3 separate regions of the Mus musculus genome follow, and regions 1 and 3 are each linked to region 2. Evidence: chromatin loops called from intact Hi-C (ENCODE). Cell type or tissue: left cerebral cortex. All regions are shown on one strand. Links, peaks and the distances in the headings refer to the core of each region. The heading gives the core; the rest is flanking DNA. Region 1 overlaps Nav3 (neuron navigator 3). Region 2 overlaps Syt1 (synaptotagmin I). Region 3 overlaps Syt1 (synaptotagmin I).

Region 1 (8,353 bases), core at 116-8,115, 980 kb after region 2:
TTTATAACACCAGATTTTTAAACATAGTTAAATGTTAAAATTTAAAACATGTTATAGAAGATAAATGTTCAGTTTGGAGGAGTGATATAAAAAGCATCCCGCATACATGTTGTTTTCCTTTAGCAGCGATGATATTATGGAGTCATACCTAATACTAATATGAAGATATTATTCTGTGGATAAAGATGAGGCATGTGTCTGACCCAACTGCACTAATAATTTCATGCAGACAAATACTGTGATTACTATCATCACCACAACAACTTATTAAGATGACTCCTGACAATGGAATCTTTCTATTTTTGTTTGTTTGAGGGAGGATCATATTCCCTTATGGGCTAGCCTGGGACTCAAGGTGATCCTTGTCTTCTGAGTGCTGGGAATATACTTAGGAGCTACCATTCCTTCCTGGAATGGCCTCTATTATGTCAGTAATAATTAAATGGATAATGTCATACAGGAAGAGGCAAAAATTACTTAAATATCATGCAATTAATAAACAACTTTTAGAGATATGGTATATGTTGTGGATTTGGTCCCCCAAGTTGCACGAGAATGGACATGTGTACCCATAAGACACTGAGGGACCCTGCCCCCTGTTGGTTTTGGTTGGCAAAGTTGCTGGCAGCCAATGGCTGGGCAGGGAAACTGAGGCGGGACTTTAGGATTCCTGGGCAAGGGACTGAGAAAGGAGCAGGAAGGTGGAGAACCGCCAGGCCAGGCCAGGAAAGGAGGAGAAGCCATGCCTGAGTTGTGCCAGACAGAGAACATAGCCTTCATGTAGGTGCTGGCGAACGCAGCCCGAGAGGGTTGCAGGTCTGGGTCTGGGGCAGCCAAGATGGAATACAGGTTTTAGTAAGTAATAACTCAGGAATATCGGAGGGGAGTGTGTTAGCCATGTGCAAGATTGGAAGTGGCCTAGTCATTGAAATGTTTAAGACATATTAAATTATAAAATGCTCTCTCCTTCCTTCCCTTCCTTCCTTCTCCCCCCCCCCCCCACCTCCCTTCTCTTTCTGTGTGTGTTTCACTTAGGAATCCAGAACATTGGGGATGGGTAGCAAGGAGCACTGTCACAGGGACGATTTGAGCAGTCATTGGGTTCAGCAACAGGTATATAAAATTATCACTCAAAGGTTTATTATTATTGTAACTAACAATATTACACGTAGGTTGAATTCAGGGCTTTGTGCATTCTTAGCAAGTCCTCTCCTCTGGGACTCAATCTTAGTTCTTTTCTCCATTGGAAAGTTCTCTGTCATCAAAAATAATCTTTTTTTTTCCATTTTTTATTAGGTATTTAGCTCATTTACATTTCCAATGCTATACCGAAAGTCCCCCATACCCACCCACCCCCACTCCCCTACCCACCCACTCCCCCTTTTTGGCCCTGGCGTTCCCCTGTACTGGGGCATATAAAGTTTGCATGTCCAATGGGCCTCTCTTTCCAGTGATGGCCGACTAGGCCATCTTTTGATACATATGCAGCTAGAGTCAAGAGCTCCGGGGTACTGGTTAGTTCATAATGTTGTTCCACCTATAGGGTTGCAGATCTCTTTAGCTCCTTGGGTACTTTCTCTAGCTCCTCCATTGGGAGCCCTGTGATCCATCCATTAGCTGACTGTGAGCATCCACTTCTGTGTTTGCTAGGCCCCGGCATAGTCTCACAAGAGACAGCTACATCTGGGTCCTTTCGATAAAATCTTGCTAGTGTATGCAATGGTGTCAGCGTTTGGATGCTGATTATGGGGTGGATCCCTGGATATGGCAGTCTCTACATGGTCCATCCTTTCATCTCAGCTCCAAACTTTGTCTCTGTAACTCCTTCCATGGGTGTTTTGTTCCCAATTCTAAGGAGGGGCATAGTGTCCACACTTCAGTCTTCATTCTTCTTGAGTTCCATGTGTTTAGCAAATTGTATCTTATATCTTGGGAATCCTAGGTTTGGGGCTAATATCTACTTATCAGTGAGTACATATTGTGTGAGTTCCTTTGTGAATGTGTTACCTCACTCAGGATGATGCCCTCCAGGTCCATCCATTTGGCTAGGAATTTCATAAATTCATTCTTTTTAATAGCTGAGTAGTACTCCATTGTGTAGATGTACCACATTTTCTGTATCCATTCCTCTGTTGAGGGGCATCTGGGTTCTTTCCAGCTTCTGGCTTTATAAATAAGGCTGCTATGAACATAGTGGAGCATGTGTCCTTCTTACCAGTTGGGGCATCTTCTGGATATATGCCCAGGAGAGGTATTGCTGGATCCTCCGGTAGTACTATGTCCAATTTTCTGAGGAACCGCCAGACTGATTTCCAGAGTGGTTGTACAAGCCTGCAATCCCACCAACAATGGAGGAGTACTCCTCTTTCTCCACATCCATGCCAGCATCTGCTGTCACCTGAATTTTTGATCTTAGCCATTCTGACTGGTGTGAGGTGGAATCTCAGGGTTGTTTTGATTTGCATTTCCCTGATGATTAAGGATGTTGAACATTTTTTCAGGTGCTTCTCTGCCATTCGGTATTCCTCAGGTGAGAATTCTTTGTTCAGTTCTGAGCCCCATTTTTTAATGGGGTTATTCGATTTTCTGAAGTCCACCTTCTTGAGTTCTTTATATATGTTGGATATTAGTCCCCTATCTGATTTAGGATAGGTAAAGATCCTTTCCCAATCTGTTGGTGGTCTTTTTGTCTTATTGACGGTGTCTTAATTTAACAAACTTCCGGGGTGATATTGTCAATCTTTTTCTCTTTTTCCAGTCTCTTAAGAATAAAATGTTGTAGAATTATTGCTAATTATTCTTTAGCAATAAAAAGGATAAATAAAGGACTTTATAATCTATGATGTCTTTTAGAATGACTGGAATAGAATGAAATTCTCAAAGGATATAAATTATTGGCATTTGAAGAAACAGCAGTGTTCATCAACTTGAGCTGGTAGTTATAGAATGCACATATATATCGAATTATCCCATATAAATACTAGCTTCATAAAACTGTTTCTTAAATTTACTTGTTCCAAGTTTTGGCGGTTTAGAGGAGCACACCATTGGTTTCTCATATTTAAACTTCTTATAACTCATAACTAAAGCTCCTCTTCAGTCTCTTGCTCAGCTACTCATAAATATTCATAAATATCAAGTAAACACTTTGAATAAAAAGGAAGTAATCTGAATATTGAGATGCATATCAAAGTAGAAAAAATAAACTTCTTTTCTTCTCTGGATGTATGTCCTCAACAAAGTGGTTTCAGGATGTGCTGGAAATGAATGGGGCAGTGAAATAGAGAGAGTCTGACAGGAGAAAGTCCTAGATTGATAGAGCTTCCTTCAGGAGGTGGCACTGGGCATAAGACCAAAGAGTGACAAGCTCTAGGCAAGCAAAAGGCCAGGAAAAATTGGTTCAGTCAACAACCACCACCACAACAACAAAAATAGTGGAAAGGCCATATTTTAAGATCTGGCTATGATGTTGGCATAATGGCACATGCCTGTAATCCCAGCATGTGTGAAGAAGAGACAGGGAAATTGGGAAGGCGAGGTAAAACATAGTGAATTCAGGTTATCTGTTTGGGCTCGTGGGATACCTACATAAACACTTGAGACTAAAGCCACACCTACTAAAATGAATCAGGAAGTTCTAAGAATGTGCTCATGACAGAGAGAAGGGAAAGACCAAGGAGAGAGTACAGAGTCCTCTGCAATGATGCTGAGTAGGTAGCTGTCCTTCCAATCAGATGTACCTCGGTTGCTGTTCCCACATGCCTGTCATTCCGCTCCATGACATACTAGCTCTGAAAAGCTTAAAATACAAAAACTTCTCCTGACAACATGGAGTAAGCCCACACCGTTAAACAAATGAGCAATGGCGTTGGCTTTATAGAGATAGATAATTAAGGCAAAACTTAGTAAAACCTCCAGCCAGTGAGTGATCCATCCAGATCTGGGCTTGAAAACCTCTTCTTCCGCTTGCTGGATACGTTATTTATGTTGACAGATATGACTACAGTCATGTTCCTAAGACTTGGTTTACTCCTGTGTAAAATGGGGTGGAAACTACCTACCTTGGGAGACTACCGAAAGAATGTCTTTAAAAACACCATTTTACATGGTTCATAAGTTTTGCTATCTATAATATTACTTCTTTCTCTATGTGCTCAATATTAAAACCCTCCTCTTTGCAGTAGGATAGCGTCTCTCACTCCATGTCCTTCCATATCACCCGAGGTAACAATTCTCAGGAGAATACAATCTCAAGTCATGAAGTCTCTGTAATTTCTTTAGTGGAACAATAAGCTACTGTCCCAAATGGTTAAAAGCATTGTTTGTCTGAATAATTGGAACTGTTCATTGTTTTTCTGGATAGATCGTGAAGGAAAGTACTTTTATTGTACTTCTTCTATAACATGAAAGGCTGTCAAAACAGAATTTTAAGTATTCTGACTTTATTTGAAGATGCAATTTAATAAAATTATAATCAATTTTAGAGTATTTAATATCGCTTTTTTTTTAATATTCCTTCTCACCCTCTTATCCTTGTGCATCTTGGTGCGATTTGGGGGAAATGGTTAGGTATCTTGTTTCTGACAGTGTTGTCTAGCTACCCAGGAATGTGTATAACATTGGTTTCCGGTGTCCTCTGGTGGTTGTGCTATGCAATTACCGCAGATACCATGTAAACAAGTCCTAAAGGAAATTTTATGTCGATGATTGAATGTCCCAGGAAGAGTTGTACCTTATAATTGAGTTACACCTCAGATATGAAGATGAAATTATGTCATATGATTCTACTTGAAATCAGATCAGAAGTGTACCCCTGTCCTATCATTTGTATGCTGACTACAACGAGAGAATCCAGCGTTTTTTTTTTTTTTTTTTTTTTTTCTTTTTTCCCTTTGTTGAAAATTTAATAGAGCTACAGAATGGTTGATACAGCAGCTCTCTGGCTGACATCGTGAAGGCTAGTGCAGTCAAATTTAGAAATTGGCTCTGTACAAGGAAAACTCTATTAACTGGCACGGAGTTATTATTGTTATATTCATGAACACCAGTCACCACAGAGAGTATTTATTCCCATTCATCCTATTCATAATCAGAAGTACTTCACTGTGATTTTTTTTGAACACTGATAAGAAAACTATGTCTCTAAGATTCTGTATTAGAGAATGTTGGTGTATAACTATTAAAAAAAGTCCCAGAACTTGGGAGGCAGAGGCAGGTACAGCATTGAGTATTCAAGTTTAGATGGCCTATATAGCTAGTTCCAGGCCACACCCTGTCTCCCCAGAACTATTGAGCTAAATAAACAAACAAAATAAATGACTTTCTAGGATACATTTTAGCTATATCTGAGCACTGGTGAGAGGATTTTGAAGACAGGTAAGGTTTTCCTGATCTCAGGATGCCCTCTAGTAGCCATTAGGGGAGTAAAGAATAAACTTGTGGGGATCTGAACAAATACATGTCACACTCACAACACACATGCACACACATGCGCACACACACACACATACACACACAGAGGCACGCAGGCACACACACACACACACACAGGCACACAAGCACACAGGTATGCATGTAGGCACACATGCATGAATGCACGCACGCGCGCGCGTGCATCCACCCACCCATGCACATGCGCACTGACTTACCTGAGGTAACAGACTCTGTGATGTTCAGGTTGTTGAGTGAAAGCCCTAAGGACTGGCGTGAAGAAGAAGAAGAGGCTGTGCTTGAGGAATCAGAAGGGGGCCTGGCAGGTTTAGCTGTGTTTCCAGTCTCTGCCTTCAGCCGATCATTTTCAGCCTTCAATATTTCAATTTCGTTCTACCGTGAAGAAGTAAAACGTAAAAAGCATTTGAGAAAATGACAAAAAAATTTTTTTTTATCAGACTTAATTTGTACGCTTGTTAAATACTACGGTAAAATGTCAAACAAAATAAATTATGAAAACACGATTCCAAAGAAGAGAACCCGTTCCCCATTTCACCTGCATAACTTACTACATTTTCCGACACAGACGCAATTACTAATGTCATTACTTGTAGTACCGGGTATCAAACCAGGGCCTCACACATACAAGGCAAGTGTTTGACACTAAGCTACATTGTCCCATACTGTTGTTAAAATGTACTTTAACTAAGTTTTAAGGTTAAGGATATAGCCCAATATTTGAGAGATTGGCTTGGAAGGTCCTGAATTCAATTCTTAGCATTGCCAAAAAAAAAAAAAAAAAAAAAGGAGGGGCGCTGAAGAGATAGCCGAGCAGTTAAATAAGAGTAGTTTAGATTGGAGATGGAGGCAGGGAGATCCCTGGGCGTTCCTGGCCTATCGGTTAGCTGTAAGCTAAGGAGAGATCCTACCTCAAGGGACTAGGCAGAGAGGGTTGGAGAACACTTGACCTTCTGACCTATCTGCAGGACACTGCTGCACACAGGTGTGCATATACATTCGCACAGACAGACACAAACTACATTTTAAAAGAATGTAACTGGATAGTTCCTAAAATTTTTCTGTTTTGATTTTTTAAAACAATTTATCTGTGCATATGTGCTTACATACATGTGGGTTTATGCTCCTGAGCGCAATGCTTCTAGAATTCAAAGGAGGTGTCAGATCCCATGTAAGCTCCTGTATTTTCAGGAGTTTGTCAGCCACAACCCTTTTTCTTTTTCTTTATTATTACTATTGGATATTTTATTTATTTACATTTCAAATGTTATCCCCTTTCCCAGTTCCCACTCCAGAAACTCCCTACTGCATCCCCCTTCCCCCTGCTTCTGTGAGGGTGCTCGTCCACCTACCCACCTACTGCTGCCTCCCTGCCCTGGCATTCCCCTACACTGGGGCATCGAGCCTCCACAACACCAAGGGCCTCTCCTCCCATTGATGCCCAACAAGGCCATGCTCTGCTACACATGCAGCTGGAGCCATGGGTCCCACCATGGGCACTCCTTTGGCCAGAATTCTTAGGTGCTGGTTTCTGAGTTCAGATTCTCTTGACAAATAAAGAACAACCTTAATGGGAAGCTACTCATCAGCCCTAATACCTCTCCTTTGGAGCGATGGCGAGATGAATAGGATTGAAGTAAAATTCATAAAGAATAAAATGGTTTATTTAATGAAAAAAATCATATTAAACTTTCCCAGGAAAATTATACCAGTTATACTTCTATGAATGCATACAAAGTAGACAAAACACGCAAAGCAAAATTAATGATAAGGTGATTTAAATTACCTAAGCATTCTAGCTAACCAAGGGGGAAATTTATGTTTTGCAGAGCAGGGTACTACACTCAGAAAAACCACAGAAACCTTTCTGTTAGCCTCTACAGCAGTAGGGAAACCTGCTTAACATTTGCTTTGCGTCTTTCCGGAGTCTGGGGAACCACTGTTGCTTTACAGTAATAAAGTGGAAAGGGTCAGAGCACAGACCCTTTCTGAACTTAAGACCAGAGATGCTGCTGAAGGGCGGGGGCTTTGGTGTAACAGCATTTGGGGTAACGTCTGCTTCCATATCTCAAAGCTTCTGATGGGTGGCTCAAGTTGTCGTTGTTATTAATTTTAGCTTTTTGATAGAAAATGTGTAAAAGTCAGATTTTAAAAGGACATCTTTTAAGAACTAACACAAAGGTAGCTGGTAAGAAAGGAACAAAGCAAAAAATCATAGTAGCTTCTTAAACCTTAACTCCCTGCCTGAATCCTTTCACTTGCCTGGGTATCTTGAATAGTCCTTGAGTACAAGGCTGCCTGTTTGCCCTCCTACTGACAACCTAGATTTGAGCAAATCCCCCATTTTGGTATTAACAGCTGAGTTGCAAAGACTGCCAAAATAAAATTTAAAAAGACTGTGTTTTTTGTTATCTAATGACTAAGAGAAGAGAAAGGGCTGGCTTTTGATCTCTCCGTTTTGTCCCTTGAAAGAGCTCCTGGACTGACCTGCATCCGGTTCATGGCTTCCCGGATCTGATCGAGATGGTGAGCAGAGCTGAGGGCCTCCAGCCTTATATCTGTTAATTTTAATTCCTTCTCTCTGAGCTCGCTCTTCAGCTGCAGAATGATCTCGGCCTCAGCCTCAGTGCACTCGCAGATCCTAAGGGAAAAACCAAACACAAAATAAGTGGCTACAGGAGAGAGAGAGGAGAGAGAGAGAGAGAGAGAGAGAGAGAGAGAGAGAGAGAGAGAGAGAGAGAGAGAGTAAGTTTTGCCAGCATTTATTCATAGGTTCAGAACTGAAAGCAGCTATTTTTCTTTTCACCTTTTTTGTCTTGTTTTCTGAAGTTTAAAAAACAGTCTAGTAGTTTGGGATGGAAAAGTGATCTTTAGACATCCCTGGTGGCTGATACGGCTAGAAGTC
Region 2 (8,353 bases), core at 115-8,114:
TCCTCACTTTGGGAGATTTGTTGCTTTTTCTACTTCAAGAGGTGGCTGGAAAATGTGGTGCTTGGCCGAGACTGTGATGCTGTCCCGCTGAGAGCTACTCGGGGCACAAACACACTGGGAACGAATTATAATGTGTGATTGTGCGTGTACTTTGTGCTATGAGATTTTAAAAACGAAGTTGTTTCCTGTAATTATGCCCAGCAGGCATGGGCCTTACCACTTTGTGCTTGCCCAGAAACTTTAGTAAGCAATGATTGACCCTTGAGAACAGCCAAGAAAACAAATTGAAGGTAGCACTCTCAACTAAACATTTACGTACAAAATAAAAAAAAGGTCAGAGGAAAAGTGTTTGAAAAGAGATAGTCAGAGGAGAAGTGTGGCTAATGCTCTTCTAAGAAAATCCAGGAACAAAGCCATGTATTCTCCTATGCTCAGAGCATCACGTATCTCTCTGCTTGGGAAGTAGCTGTCCATTGCAGGATGCTTGGTGGCATTTCTAAACGACAATTGCATCTCCTCCCTGTACGTTCTGGAAGTCAAAGATGTCTCTATACATTACCAAATGTCCTAAGGGACCTTACCTTTGGTGAGAACCAACTGGCCCCATGAACCACTTCTCATTGGAGGCAAATATTCTCCTCTCTGTCTAACTTGATGTGTTTACTAAAACCTGGCACACCTATTCCATGATACACCACTGTAAAAGGAGGCAGCTATTAGTCACACATACTCTACCACCTTGTCCCGTTTGAGTTACTCAGATGAAATGGTCCTGTTACAGGTGGCATTTGATGTTTCTGCTGAGTCCTTATCTAAATTTTCAGAGAATATATATTTGTTGATCTAGGACAAAGGTGGGGGATAAGTTTTTTATTAAGTTTCTAACTATAGTAACATATCTGCTCTTTATTCTGAATTTTATTTACCAAGACCATTTCATATCAGAAAATGACAAATATCAATCAAAGCTGATCTTATTGTGAATGTCAGACATTTAAAGCTGAGAAATAGAGTGGACTCTAGTGGAAAGTAATAGATGATTAATAAGAGCACAAAGAAGGGCAGTTAAGACCCCATAATGTGATGTGTTTTGCTTTGAGTTTTTAGACTAAAATAATTTTCTCCACAGAATTACAGAAGGAAGTGTTGAAATGTATGTTTATAAATTATAACCAGTTAAAAAATACTACTGTGCTAAGCACTGGCTCATGGAATTTAGCCCCAGAACTGAATGAGATCTGGACTTATCTATATCTGTATTTCTTTTCTTCCTACTCTCAGGCCCCAAAATGTGTCATGATATTTTTGCATATTGGGAGATAGAACCTCCAACTCATTTACCTGAGAAGCATTCAAATACCCTGTGGAAGCTGTTTCTGGGAATGTCTAACTTAGTAGGTGAAGGAAGGTAGTGAAGAAGAGTAAGAAAAAGCAGCCAGGAAGCAAACTACAGCAACAAGATGTCCTTAAAACCACGGGACAGAAGTTTAAACAAAAGAGCACATAATTCTACCACATATTATAGAAAGTCTGAGGACAAACAGAAATGACTAGTAGCGTGAGAGGTTCAAGATCACCAGACAGTCTTTTTCATTATATATTATTAATTATTTACAATAGATACTCTTTTTGTTTTGTTTTGTTAGATACTCTTTTTGTTTTGTTTTGTTTTTCGAGACAGGGTTTCTCTGTGTAGCCCTTGTTGATCTGGAACTCACTCTGTAGACCAGGCTGGCCTCGAACTCAGAAATCCACCTGCCTCTGCCTCCCGAGTGCTGGGATTAAAGGTGCACACCACCACACCTGGCCTACAATAGACACTCTTAAAAGGCAACTACTACCAATTGGAAGTTAGATTCCAAGGGACTGGCTACTCAGTAGAATGTACCCCTTTCAGAATCTAGCAGATGAAAGGACAAAGTCTTAACTCCAGTACATCAGGTGGAAGAAGTGGCTTTAACAGAGAGACCTACAAATACGTGCAGACAAAGAGAAACTGCCAGAAGATTAAAGCAGTATAAATTCAAAAGAAGATGATCTATGGAGCACAGCTCCGGAGGGAGCACATTGGGAGGGGGGCAGGAGCTATGTCATCTTGGAGAGTGGAGAACTAGAAGAGAAAAGAAATAAGGATGCTAAACGTAGAAAGGAAGAGTAGCATTGCTAGGAACAGACCTGGAATGTCCTTGCTCTTCTCAAGGTCATCAACTGTAAGAAAACGTAACGGGAACGTTGGAGTGATTTCCATTACCTAGAAAGTTTGGAGCTGAGCCTCATGAGTGGCAATGAAAAGCCTTTGGTATCCAATGATGGGGATCTACAGTGCTTCCAGTCACTTACCTTAGGTGGCCAAACTGAGCTATTTGAGAATGGGAACTAGCATAGACTACATGAATTATTTACACACCAATACTAGAAATCTATAGAGAGTGTAGAAAAGCTGTGAAGAGCAAAAAGGGCCTTAGAAGAAATGTAAAGGAAAGGAGATTGGATTTCAGAGTACAGATGTGCAATATTGATAGAAATAAAAATGTTATATACATTTAACCATACTTTTGCCATTAGTATCTCAAGTCCTTCTATTGTGACCGATAAGGATCAATCTCCGAGACTTATCTCAACTTCACAATTTCCATCATATGAATTATTTTGTGTATTATATCTTGATTGGCCTAAAAGAAACACCATAGGAAATGCTAAAGATTCCCAGGATATCATGTGTTTGTGCCTGCCTATCCTTCTAGTGCTGTTATCTCTCTAAAGTGGCAATAGTCATCTAAAATTTTACTCTGAGTATATACCTTCTACAATATAAAGCACCATACATAATGCAAATGGTTTCATAATGTCTGGGGTGGGGACTAACACCAAATGTCAGAGGGTTGAGAGATTTGGATGGGTCCATAAATTAGAGGGCTATGAAGACATAAAATCAGAATAAATCCTTATCTCTCTGCAATGAAGTGGGTCTCCTTCCACTTAAGGGAGTTAAACATAATTCTCTTAGTGATGCAGAGACTAAGGGAAGAGGAGGGTAATTAAGCTCTTAAAACTTGATGTTATTGGTTTATTAGTAGCAGTGTTATTGGTATAGATATTCTAAAATCCCATTTTGTGGATTCTCAGATACAGTAAAATATGTCCATGACATTGTTTTCATAGTGGCAGGTATATAGCTAAGCTGAGGAAATGTGAGGAAAATGTGGTTATAAAGTCTAAAGGCTAGTGGGATGGCATGGTCTGTACAGTGGTCTTACTGGGATATGAGAATCCAGGTTTGGACCCCTACCACTTAGGTAAAGCCAAGTGCTGTGGTATTGTGACCCTAGTTACACATAAGGGTGCAGAGAGCCTGTCTAATCAATTGGTGATCTTTCAGTTCATTGATAGAATATATTTTAAGAAATAAGGTGGAGAGTATTTCTCTACACTGTTGGTTACTGCCAAGGCATGTGTGCCACTACTCCTCTCCACACTGTTGGTTACTGCCATGGCATGTGTGCCACTACTGCTCGCTTAGGGTTACCATCCCATGTTGGAGCCAGAGGACCAGGCACTTTAATATGGCATTGTATCACCTAGTAACGTCAGAAGCTACACTCAATGTCTCATCAACTTGACTGGTCAAAGATGACCCGAGCAAGGACAACAACAGATATGTCAAAGTTGATGAAGGGAAAGCTCAAGAGACTCTGACCTTCACAAACAAGTACAGGCTATTACGGGATGCTGAGAGAGAGAGAGAGAGAGAGAGAGAGAGAGAGAGAGAGAGAGAGAGAGAGAAATAGTCTTCCCTAGAGAAGAGCATACCAATACCAAATGGTCAGTCCTGAAAAACATACATATGAGTAATATCAGACACACCAAGCAGGTTTTATATATATATGTATGTACGTATATATATATGCATACATACATATATATATGCATATGCATATATATGCATGCTATAATAGTGAAAAAAGCATTCATGAATTTAAAGAGAACAAGAGGAGTATATGGGAAGGTTTGGAGGGAGAAAAGGAAATTGAAGGAATGATGTAATTATATTATAATACCAAAATAAAAGAAAAGAAAAGCTATCACTGACTGAAGGGACAGTTCTCCCCTAGGTCCTTAGGAGCAGAGTCAATATTGATGCTTCCAGAGTGCTTTGATGAGTGTTTGTATTTATTGATGAGAATTAACTGAGGGGCCTCCTGGTTTCAGCATGGTTAAAATATTTAGTGATTTCACAAACAAGTGATAGTTAAGATAATGAAATAGTCCTTATTCTCACTTTTGCTTCATAGAAATTAATTAAAATAATTAAGTCAGAAAGCCATTTACTATGAGATTTTAAAATAAATCATGATTTCTTTCTCTCTCTACACTGTGTGTGTGTGTGTGTGTGTGTATGTGTGTGAATAGAAAGTTACATTGTCAAAAGTTTGAGTCACTCAAGAAGGACATTGCTACAATTACTTTATGATATATATTCTTAAAGAGACATTGTAAACTTAAAAAATTTCCTTTCAAAAACATTCCAAAGGGGTGGGGTCCCTTCTAGTGGCAGTTAAGTTTATATTACTTTCTTGATAGCCATATTAAAGTCTCTCAGCTGTCCTTGCCCAGATGACCTTATAGACAAATGGAAAGTGAATATAAGGCAAATTAAAAGTATTTATTGCATTGTTACTATAGTGATGAGCATCCTGCAAAGGGCCAAACCCAGAACACCAATAAAATCACGGCAGCAAATATCCATTACTCTCCTCTGATCAGCCAGGCCTGTGTCGCAGATGTTATTTTCATTGTGTTTCTATTAGAGCTAAAATTGAGTACAGTGTAAGCCCTATTATTTCATGGTTCCTTATTGCATTAATTTCGATAGAAGACAGGCTAAATCATGTTTTTCAGCGCATAACACATATAGAAAACAAGCTGGGTATAACTCCATTAGCTTAGATGTGAAGAGCAAATCGAATCTCTCCTCTGTGAGTTTTGGAGATAAAATAAAACACTTTTCTTGGGAGCGTGTGAAACTTTGATGGATATTCACTGGAAGCACTCTTAAAGAGCAAGGGCAAGCTCCTATAAAATAACCAAACTAACCACTGGGTGGCATCATGACTACATGAGGCAGGTTTAGCAAGCCTTTGTGTCTGTCTCTTGAATCTTGGTTGGTGTTAGAAACTTGTTCCAATATGATGATGCCAATACCAATTCCCAGTTTCACACAATGAATGGATTCAACCTTTCAACATCCCAAGTGGAGTGAAAATGCCATGGGCAAGGCTTGAAGATGCTTAAATCATGCCACCTTTCACACTGTCCGTAGTTCCTCCCAGCTACCCACCGTGAAGCCATCATCGTCTTGCTCCCTGCTGCAGATCCTCTTCTATTCTTTCCCCTGTCTGTACTGATTGATCTTGCTTTCCAGGTCTCTTAGACTCTGAGTGTTTCTGATTACCATAGTTTCAGACCTGAACCTTGTCAGTATCTTGCATCTGATTACATATTGTAATAAATCCTCAAATCTTTCTTCAAAATGCTCTGCTCCATTTCTCTCTGAGGTCAGATAGAAGACGCCACCAGACTGTCACTCAGTACTCTTGACAATATGAAGCATTTCCTTGAGGTACTTGCTTTTTCTAATTTCATGCTATTAGGTCCTCATCAATAACTTCTGGTGTGGTTCTTACTATACTTTGCTAGCAGCTCCAGAGTCTTAAAGATCCATTAAAGGCTCTCTGTCATTTGTCCATTAAAATTCATTATTTTTATTTTCATGATATAACTTCTGTAGTGTGGCTTTCATTTCTGGGTTTTTGTTCTATGTTCCATATCATATACCCTAAAAGTGTCTTTATTTTTTTCTATCCTTGAGCAACTTTCTCCTCCTTCTTGCTGACCCCTTTAGTGTTCTACTCAATCTCTGCTCATTCCACTAACGACACAAATGCCAGAATCAATGCCTGAACTCCACAACATCCATTGTCACGGTAGGATGTCATCATAGATCATTGCTGTGGTGTGATGTCACCATAGACTACCAGGTCACTTTTAACATAAGGGTACATACTTCCTAATTGTAAACACATGATCACGTCTGCCTTATTCTTATTTCTTAGCTGTCATAAAATATGTCTTAAATGTTATTAAATTTATTGCCAAGCACACTCCAGTATCATTCCGACCCTCTTTGATGCTTGGAAATCTCCCAGATGTCTCTCCTGGACGTCCCACCAGACTGCTCATGGCTCCTCATCCTTTCATCTCATGTGTCTTAACTTCGATTCCTCTCAAGTTGCACCTCCTTTCTGAAGTATTTCTCTTTCATTCTAACCATCTGGGAGCTTTTTCTTTGAACAGTATGGCTGGTGTCTATTTTAGAATGGGAAAACATTCTCTCTTCACATCTAACCAACCAAAGGGGAAATTTCCACTCTACTCCCTAAAGGAGAAAAAAATAAGGGAGTGTTAGTGTACATCTTTTGGGCTACCTTCTTCCATACATCCTCTGCAGAACAAAGATGGCTGCTAGGACAGGTGAATTTGGAAAAGGGAATTGAATGCGCTTGCTCAAATATTTCTGTTCTTACCCTCATCTGCATGTATGCAGAGAGGTGACATGCTTGTTTTTGCTGGATGTACAGCATGCTTACAGGGAAGACCTTCTGCCCATTTGGGGTATTGGTCCATGTCTGAACTGTAAGCTTAATTCAAAGAACCTCACTGGGGTTATACATATAGCTTCATAATCAACTAGCTCCAAGAAGCCACTGTATTGATTTGTAGTAGCACGTCTTTTTGACCTAGTTTTCAGTTGGTCCTGGACCTTGGAGTAGAAAGGATAGAGATTCTCCGAATTAAGCCCCTGAGATTCCAAGTTTGGGTACTTTCCACGCTGCACACTTTTGTTCTTTGGAAATATTTCTAACTAGATACAAATTCCCTCTCCTTCTCTCTGTGGTCAGGGTACTTTCCTGGACTACACATAGTTAGCATCATGGCATAAAGTCACAGAGCTGAGATGTCAATGCAGGGAAAACCACCTAGAACTGTAAACCCAATGCTTATCAACCACTGAATCCAGCCTTAGTGTCCTTAGAGGGGAGGAATAGAAATAAGGAAGATACTAAAGAGGACCACAGGGAGTAGCAGCAAGCAGATGTTAAAGAATAAAAAAGTAAAGCAGTTTCCAGAGTATATGATATGGAACATGGAACAATACCCAGAAATGAAACCCAAATAACTCAGTGTCAGATAGTCCCAATACTTGGAAACGCTTCTCTTTTAAACCTAAGAAAATGTAAAACAGTAAGAAGGTTGCACACTTTATAATTAAAAATGTTGGGGCTGGAGAGATGGCTCAGTGGTTAAGAGCACTGACTGTTCTTCGGAAGGCCCAGAGTTCAGATCCCATCAACCACATGGTGGCTCACAACCATCCATAATGAGATCTGATGCCCTCTTCTGGAGTGTCTGAAGACAGCTGCAGTGTACTTACATATAATAAATAAATCTTTTTTTTAAAAGTGTTTATGACTGTTTACAAATTAGGCAATTTGATAGTTTGTTTTTGGATTTGTCTGTTTCTATAGCAATTTTTGTCTATTGTTACAGAAACACAAAAGGGACTGCACAACTGTAGGATTAAAAAAACTAATGTATCTTAAAAAAGTGATCTCTTCAAACCTAGAAAGCACAAAAATATCTATAATTGATTTGCCAATTACAATAGGTCAGATATGATTACAGATTGCTCAGCAGGCTGCTATTTAACTCTTCATTGAAACAGGTACAGGAGACAAAGATGCCAGTGATATGTCGGAGTCATCACTCCATGTCAGGAAGCTCACACAAGGTAGAGCCGGCTTCAGGCAATCCAGTTGCAGAGCCTATGAGTCCAATGTCTTTTTACCCAATCCCCACTTTTGGAAGATCATACTTTAGGCCAATTAAGCCTCTCATGGTGAGTAACAGAATTCTGAGAGGAAGTACACGGAACAGGAACTACCTTGAATAACCCACTTTACCTACAGTGGTGTCTGTGCAACCCAAGTATTTCCAGTCTAATCCTGCGACTTTTAACAGCAGCAAGAATGAGATTTCTTAAGAATGGCCGTGCTCACATCAACCCCCTTCTTGGGAGTCTGTGTGGTGCATCCTAACTGGGTGCCCTTTCACGTTCAGCTGTGGTTAGATTTGATCCCATAGGTCAAATCCGCTCGCAGCTTTTGCATGTGAATTCGAAGCTTCGCTGATTTGTACCTTCTCTTCAGTGATGTTAAAATTCTGTTCACTAAATGATATTCACTAGCCCTAAATCGTTCTGTTCGCAGTTTCACATGATAATCACACTGCTAAA
Region 3 (8,353 bases), core at 263-8,262, 270 kb after region 2:
ATTTCATATATGTATACTTAGTCTATTAAAATTTGTTACCACTGCAAATTACTATCATTTGCACTGTGGTCATATGCTAAAGATATTTAAAAGGCATTGGTATTCATTGAGAATATATAATACACTTAAAGAAGTGTTTTAAAATCTAGTGTGGCTTAGAAGTAAGGCTAAGTGCTTAACAGAATACAGTGTGATGAAAAGGACCCCAGTTCAGTTCCCAGCATCCACATAAGGTGGCCTTTAATACCAGTTCAGGCAATTGGAGTCTCACTTCTGACCTTTAAGTACTTGCACCCATAACGTGCATGTGTGTGTGTGTGTGTGTGTGTGTGTGTGTGTGTGTATGTGTGTGTGTGTGTGTTGTAGTGTTGTAGTGTTATTTTCATTGGTAGTGACCAGGATATTTTTTATTAACTAGGTGAAAATAAAAATTAAATAGCACATGTGAGACTATAATGGGAAAAACTTATGTGCATATTTGCTAATGTAAGTAAAGGTTACTTAATGTAAGTTTAAAATGTTACAAAATATCATTAGTGGATTCATTAATTACAGTCCTCTATCAAATGTTTCCTTTTAATTCCTCTTGGGAAAGTGAGAAAAATGTTTTAAAATCCTATAAAGCTCACTTTAGCCTCACATGAACGAAAACTCAAAACCAGAACACACACACACACACACACACACACACACACACACACACACACACACACACGTGTGTGTGTATATAACAGCAAACAGAACACAAAGCTGTTTAATTCCACTGACAGGGAACACTTATTAACCTGTCGATTGCAGACCAGAGTACCATAGCAAACATGACTCCATTTAAAAAATGTGTGGTTACAAACATGACTCCATTTTAAAAATGTGTGGTTATTATTACGCTTATAGAGAATCTTAGGGAAGGAAAAAAGTGGGTCACTTAAGATTGACGCTTTAATTATCGCCTAATAACTGCTGCAGCAGATTAAATGGTGGTGCGGTTTCACATAGGACAATGAGCATCTGTAAGCACCTGTTTTACTATCACAGAGTGACCTAGGCAAGCTTGGGGTATTATCTTCTTGAAACCAGGATATGAAACAAGATAAAGGTAAAAATAATTTCCGGTTAAGACTTCAAGACCTCTGTTGTCTAAATGATAATCGACACAGAATGATTTGTTTTATTACGTTCTCCGTATTTATTTACTTTTGTCTCAAAATCTAAATTAGAGTTTTGTAGGTTATAATAAAAAATATACTCGAAAGGAAATTACATTGAAAAAAGTCATTACTGCGATAAAAACCCACTGAGTTCACTTAAGTCCATCAAAATAATAAAATTGGGGTGAAGGCATGTACTTGATTCTCAGAAATTAAAAAGAAAAAAAAGATGTATGGAAAGTGTATAAGGGGGGTGTAGTCCAGCATATGATAATGGAGAATAAAAATATTTGTCCATAAAGAGTGGACTCAGTATGTATAGGGTATATAGAAATAGTTTCCATTGACCTTACGCTCAATATTTATAACACTGAAACCACTATAGCATACAGACAAACCAGGGAAATACTACACAGAAATAAATCCCATATACTTGGGACATGGTGGGATCATAGACGATTATAACCCTGGAAATGTCTAGATGGCTGCAGGATGTTTTTAATTAGAATGTTAAGGCAGAGTAAAGGTCAACGAAGCAGTCCTGGATGGTTAAATTCAGAGGGCTGATTCTGCTCACTTTTGCGCTGGTTTTTCCTTTGACAGCAATGCCTTCTCCTGACACTTATAGGGCTGGCTCCTTCTTCTTTTATGTCTCCATTTCTCTTTTTGTTTTCTCAATATTCCCAACTATAGTTGTTTGATTTATCAGCTTATTTGTGATTTCCTAGTGACCACTACTATTTGAAGCTGCTATAGTTCTAGTTTGTTGCTGTTATTAATTTTCTGTCTTCACTCCTATCACATAAACGCCATAGAATTAGAACACCTGTCTACTATGTTTATGCCTATATTGCCAGCATTGTTTATGTCATATGCCAGGCAAATCACTGTACGTAGTGAAGAGATAATACTGTGGTTTGATACATTATATACTAACAAGTACCAAACAAGTAGTGTTATTATTATATTTGTATTCCTGTATAAATATTTAGAAGTAATACGCCCTCTTGGATCTGGTCATTTCAAGTGAACAATGATTCATTCATGATTCATTCATGATTCATTCTTATATCACAGTAATATGATGGTCTAATTGATGCAAACTTTGGGGGAGTTACTTAGCCTTTAGGTGTTATATCTCCATTGTTATCCACTATGGAACACCCTCTATTCTTTTTCATCTGCCATTTATATGTCCAAGGATAATAATATGTATTGCCACAGTGAACAGATGACTAAGAATTTACCCATGACATACTGCATCCTATAACCATGGGCAAGTTCCTTAAATGTTCCTTTCCATCATTCTCTTATTAAAAGATATGGACATATTATCAACCATATCAATGTTATTAAATAGGATTCAGAATTCAAACCATGTGGGAAAGTATTTGATATGTATGGAGAAATAAGACAGCGATGGCATTTTCCTCATCTAAGAGCCCCTACAAAGGTCTAGTCTATTCAAACAATTTTCCATTATTTCCATAATCCAACCTCAATGATAATTTCTATTTCCTTATATAAGAGAATCCATGATGCCAGTGATATTAATTCATATTGCAATGATCATGAGTTCTAGTGTTTCCTCCTAAATCTGGTCTTGAGGACAGAAGATGTCAGCAGAGAGACTTCACATGGGATTAATTTACAGTTAGGGTTTGGTTCTGATTTCTTGGGGAACATAGAAATAGGACTAGGAAGGGAAAGCACCAATAGGCTCAAGCGTTTCCTAACAGTGCTAGGTGAGGGGCAATGAGAAACTCTATCTGTGAGTGCCAAGGAGAGCAATGAGAGAGGGCATCAGGAAGCTATGGCCCAGCTAACGCTCCTACTATTCCAATCACGGTTCTTTGCATCCTTAAGGGTATCAGATACCTTAGAGCTATGGAATTTAGAAATAAGGAGGAAAATGGGATTCCTAATCTGACATCATCATAATACAGTGGTAACTAAAGGAAAACTGAGTTATGGCATAGGCTTTGAAATTCTTTTCAGTTTTTTTTTAATAGACTAAGAATGTGTGCTTGATTAATTTTTAAAAACGAACTTAATCCCCTCAAAATTAGCATAGCAGAAATAACAGAATATTAAAACATCCTCATCTTTTCAATAAGAAACAGACTTTGATTTAATGATTATAGATTTTGTTTGTTTGTGATCACCAAGAGCAAACTAAGTCTCTTATATAGGGAGGATTATGACACATTTGATTCTCATTATTAAGCACTAAGGCAATATAAATTAATAAACAAAAATATAAAAACATGCTAAGTATAATTGTAGCCACCCAAAGCAATCGCTTTTTATTTATTGCATCTGTAAAATGGAAAAATCTACTATAAAGATCTAATAGTGTAACACAAATATTTCCCTAATACAGAACTGTGTACCAATTAAGGTAAGAAGAAGGAATGCATTGCCAAGGGTAGCATGCAGAGCACTCCATGCTAAGTTATCACTTTTTGTTTTAGAGCGTAATTCTTCATTTTTCTCTGCAATCAGTTTGGGTCTAAAGATTATGCATAAGGAGGCCTAAATATGCAAATTATTAAAAATCAGTCAAGTCATGGCACATTCCACTAAGCATTGTCAATTATGTAAACAGATTAAGCACATGTTCATATATATATATATATATATATGCATACACATATGCATATATATGTTTTATGATGCTAATGTATACACATTACACGCTACATGTCTTGGTTGTTATAATGTACCCATGTTACATGACTTGGTTGTTGGAAAAACTGAACCAAGCTGGTAATGGAGATGATAGAATTAAGACAAAAAAGCCTTCTGGCTCCGCATCTCTAGGGACATATGTATGAAGTGTCAAAAAGAAAGAAAAGGTGTGTGTGGGGGGGGGGAATGATAAGGACAATGAAAAGAGAGAGCAGGAAGGAAAAGTTTGAGGGGGGAATTGGTCTTACAGGAAGGAAGAAGAAAGCAGAGAATTCACGGAGTAGTGACATAGCCAGAGAGCTGAAATAATAATATCGTCTACTCATGCAGTAAGCAGTAAAATGCTTCAATGGCTAAGTACAGGTAAAAAAGTCAGAATCCAGGAGAAATAAAAATGGTTCCTATGTGCTCAATATGTCCTTGATGACAGAATCTCAAAGGCATGGCAGGATTCATCTCCCTCCTTGTTCCTAGAGAAGTCAAGCTCTCTTCTACCATCAATATTTATTCTGTGTTTTTGAGGAGTTGCTCAGAAAGTATCTATGACTCCCTAGAGGGAAAAATCATCAAGATGACATAAAAAAAAATTAAACCTTAAAAAAAAAAGTGGTATAGTTTGGGCTTAGGGATATGCTGGTTTTCTTTTAAAATGTCACATTTTGATTGCTAGTCTTAGACATGTCTTGTAGTGATTTGCTTGACTTTTAAATTTTAACATAGTAATTTAAGCAAGACATTTAAAACAGATCCCTACAAGTTATGGCATGTGCGACTCATACAATGCCTGTATACAGAGAGGAAACTCACACGTTTTTATGCAGACAGCAGTCCTGCTTACATGTACATACTTTTAATCTAAAATCTGTGGTCTCATATTCTCAATATTTGTTAAAGTAGCATGGCGATGTGACTCTATTTATAGAAGAGATCCAAAATGTTCTAGAAATATGTTCTAATACCCAATGGCTGGCTTTATTCCTTCCTCAAATCTGATGAAAATGCCGGGGATTAGGCAGGAAGCCAGCCTGGTAAGCCAGGATCTGGCAGAAACACTATGTCAGAAACAAATTTCATCGCTTTGCTACCTAGCCTTTCTGGTGAGAAACTGTGTCAACTTTGCTTCTTAACAATGTTGCTAACTCAAAACCCAAAGTCTGGAGCTGTCTCACGGTGCCTGAATCCCTTGCTCTCCCACCTGGTCTTGCATCAAAGGCCATTAAACCATTTGTTTAAATAGCATTTCTGGATATGTCCCCCCCCCTCTCCCCCTTTCCTCAAAGATAAGCCACGAGGTAGTTCCTGTGCATCACCAACTTCACTGTATAGACTGTTGGAGGCCAGAACTGGGGAGAAATGACACTCAGTTTGCTCAAGAGTAGCAAACAATTCCTAATGCTCATTTCAGTTGTTATGCCCCGTTGCCCTGCTTCCTTGCTTGCTCATTGCCTGTGAAGTAAGTTGCATGCCCAGCTGCAGCTTCGTTTAAAAATATTTTCTAAGGATGCATCCTTAAAACAGCCTTGCTGTTCATGCTACTTCAACATAAACCCTAGGAATGCAGAAGAACAAGCATATATTACCACGTATCTATAAGCCAAAAGGGTGCAATGTTTTACCATTTAAAGGTCTTCACTACAGACATATTTGGGTTTGAGAAGGTAGGATTTGGAATTTGTTTCTGGGGCGGGGGCAAGGGTTGAGAGATGATTTCATGTAGCTCAGGCTAGCCTATTTAGCTAAGAATGGCATACGTCTTCTGATCCTCTTGCTTCAGTCTTCCAGCTACTGGGATTTCAGGTGTCTACCTCCATGCCTAACTTGGAACTCTTGTTTGGATAAGTCCTTCAGTATTATCCTCAGGTATTAAATAAAAATGCTCTAGCAACTCCTGGTTTAATGGCCTTGATGCTGGCTTACATAACCTGTGAAGAATTGAAAGAAATTCCTGAAGGAGAAGTTGTTTTATAAATGGCCTTCCACTTTATGTAAGCGACTGCACCGCACATCAAAGGGTTAATAGGAGTCTCCCACAGCTGTGTATGTTCTGAGTATTTCCATGTGTTTTTGCCTCCTTGTTGATGAAGGCATCTCAAAGTAGCAATTAATAAATGCAATTACCTGCTTCCTATCTAGGGTAGGCATGGGATCACAGGTAAGAAGGAAGAAATGAGCTTCAGGCAAAACAGGATGCTGTAATCTGCAGGGGCACCCAGGTAATTCATCAGAGGCTTGAAGTGGGGTTGTCTGATCCTTTCTCTGTTACCATGTCACTGAAATTATAGTCATGGTCAGGGAAAGTGAAGACAAAACACAGAGACAGTGGTTCTCATTTAAGCAATTCAGGGAAAGCATGTTTGACATTTAAAAAATCTTCAATTATATTTGTCTTCGAGTATGCAGTGCACATTTTATCCTTGATTAAGTAGCTGAATTGTTTAAGAGGGAAAATAAAATATTTAGTTCTCACAGAGAACAATATACAACGAGTTTCTCCCTATGGCAAAAATAATTATACAGATGCTGGACGTGTTAGAGTCATCCACTAAGCCATATTTCACAAATAATAGCAATAGGCTCACAAAGACAGTGAGGGCCCACTTCTGTACCCTACTAGATGGGATTTATCAGATATTTCCATCCAGAATTAAGTCAGTCCTGACAGAGGACCTTAGCTAAATGTCTTGTACATATCATTTGTGGTTTCAGTAGCATGCTGCTAACCTAGTGCATAGTAAGGAATGTTGTCTGACAGGGCTGCTAAGAAAGTTACTGAATTACATCTTTGGCAAATAATCTTGCCTGATTCTGATTTTGATTCTCTAAATAGCCATGCAGGACTTACAAAAGTGTCATCTCAGTGGTTACGGTATGAGGAATAAAGGGGGAGTTAAAGGCCATTCTCACTGCATGCAAAATTCTACATCTCTTGTTTAGCACAAACAGTTGAGAACTAGATGGTAATTTTTATCTTTGCCTGCGTCATAATTTTCTGGAGATCTGTTTTGGCATAGTGCCCCCCCCCCAGGCACCCAATCAGTACAACAACCGTGCTCTCTGCAGTTAAGACGGTTACAGAAATAATCACCACTCCCCCTTTATTCCTCATACCGTAACCACTGAGATGACACTTTTGTAAGTCCTGTGTGGCTATTTAGAGAATCAAAACCAAGTCAAAGAGAATTGGAACTGATCTCCGCAATTCAAACTTGAAGTAAAGATAAGTACAAAAATTACAGAGGTTGTTGTTTATGAGCTTTGAGTTTCACAGAGCGGTGGCCAGAAACTCATAACGGTATCAAAAATGTGCTTGTAACTCTAAATTAGTTTTTATCGTCTTTACTAAGTGTCTTAAGTATTGTTTTCAAATGAATGGAAACTGACTGTTATCTTAAAAGATCCCTTTGCTAAGAGTTTTGAAGGTTATATTTTGCAGTGCACAAACAAGACTTTCAGCATTATTATTTCTACAATGCAGCAATTTCTTTTTCTTATGCACTTTAAGGCATGTATGTCCAACATGCCTCAGGCTGCATAGGTCCCAGGACACACCTATGAATGCAGTCTAAAACACATTTATAGATAACAATGACATTTTACAATGGCGGACAGCCCTAATTTAGAATGAAAGCCTTCTGGATTGCGATATCATAACTTTAAGGAAGTGTATGTTCCCACTGATAATGGATTCACTTAAGTATGGTGCTATTTGTGTGCCAAGGTATCATTGCTTACTTTAGAGCCAATGGAATAACATCTCAAGACCTCTCTGTGAATCTAAGGGAGAAGAGCCATTCCCTTTTGCTGGGACAGATGAAAATTCTCTTGAGGAAATTGCACATGTAAAATGAAAAGGTCTGGATGAAGTTTATGTAACCAAATGAAAAATGTAAGTCCTTCCTTGAAGAATTTAGACGTGAAGATACCACTCTTTTTTCCCCACTCGAAAAAAAGCAATACTAGCCATGTCATCCAATTCCATAAAACGAAAAAAATGAATGAACATGTTACCTAGAAGCAAATGGTCACTGAAACATCTGAAAAGCCACTACAAACAGACGTTATCCTCGATTATGTCCGAATCAAACAACATTATGATGTCAACTTCTGCTAAGCGTATAGAGAGGAACATCTTCTTATACCGAGAAGTCATTCCATCCCTTCTTCCCCGGTCGTGGGAAACACATGCCAGTGAAAGTGAAGCTCTTGGAGCACATATATTTTGTCTCTAGGTATCATAGGCTTTCTACCCAAAGTCTCATTAACATATTGCTAAAATGTTGTTACCTTCCTTTGACTGGTACTAGAAAAGTGAGTACCCCAATTTTCCACCTACTATAAAATACTACCCATTACATTCTCATCATTTAAAAAATATTACATAATTTTAGGATATGTGTATAAGTATGAAAATTATATACATATATATATATATATACAAATTAAAATTATGTATTTATACTCATTTGTTTTATCCGTGTATAAATAGATTTGGCTAATTTTAATGAAAATAAAAT

The links. Hi-C counts contacts between places; a loop is a spot of excess contacts. Peaks named below come from ENCODE experiments on the same cell type or tissue, not always from the same donor. Only the 100,000 strongest peaks of a DNase experiment are listed, where the experiment ranks them.
Region 1: a loop joins it to region 2, with 3 times the contacts of the local background. A loop is called at or near these places in 4 of 42 quality-filtered maps.
Region 3: it touches region 2 in a loop (2.4-fold over the local background); 2 of 42 quality-filtered maps call a loop at or near these places.

Annotation. Positions count from the first base shown.
Region 1 is chr10:109,708,585-109,716,937 of GRCm38, forward strand. It overlaps Nav3 (neuron navigator 3), which reads right to left. Exons shown (of 38, transcript NM_001368815.1): 27 at 7,936-8,089; 28 at 5,649-5,823. Among named protein-coding and RNA genes, the nearest start is that of Gm40757, 110 kb to the left of the region's middle. In left cerebral cortex, for the core only: a CTCF peak has its summit at 4,641 (motif pointing left); a DNase peak (open chromatin) is centred at 4,632; H3K27ac peaks cover 732 bases.
Region 2 is chr10:108,729,076-108,737,428 of GRCm38, forward strand. The region is part of intron 3 of Syt1 (synaptotagmin I); the gene reads right to left. Among named protein-coding and RNA genes, the nearest start is that of Gm5136, 33 kb to the left of the region's middle. In left cerebral cortex, for the core only: a CTCF peak has its summit at 5,093 (motif pointing right); DNase peaks (open chromatin) are centred at 156, 5,120 and 6,378; H3K27ac peaks cover 3,102 bases.
Region 3 is chr10:108,998,826-109,007,178 of GRCm38, forward strand. The region is part of intron 1 of Syt1 (synaptotagmin I); the gene reads right to left. Among named protein-coding and RNA genes, the nearest start is that of Syt1, 8.0 kb to the right of the region's middle. In left cerebral cortex, for the core only: no CTCF peak of the experiment used is centred there; DNase peaks (open chromatin) are centred at 4,930, 5,260, 6,852 and 7,939; H3K4me3 peaks cover 2,767 bases; H3K27ac peaks cover 3,900 bases.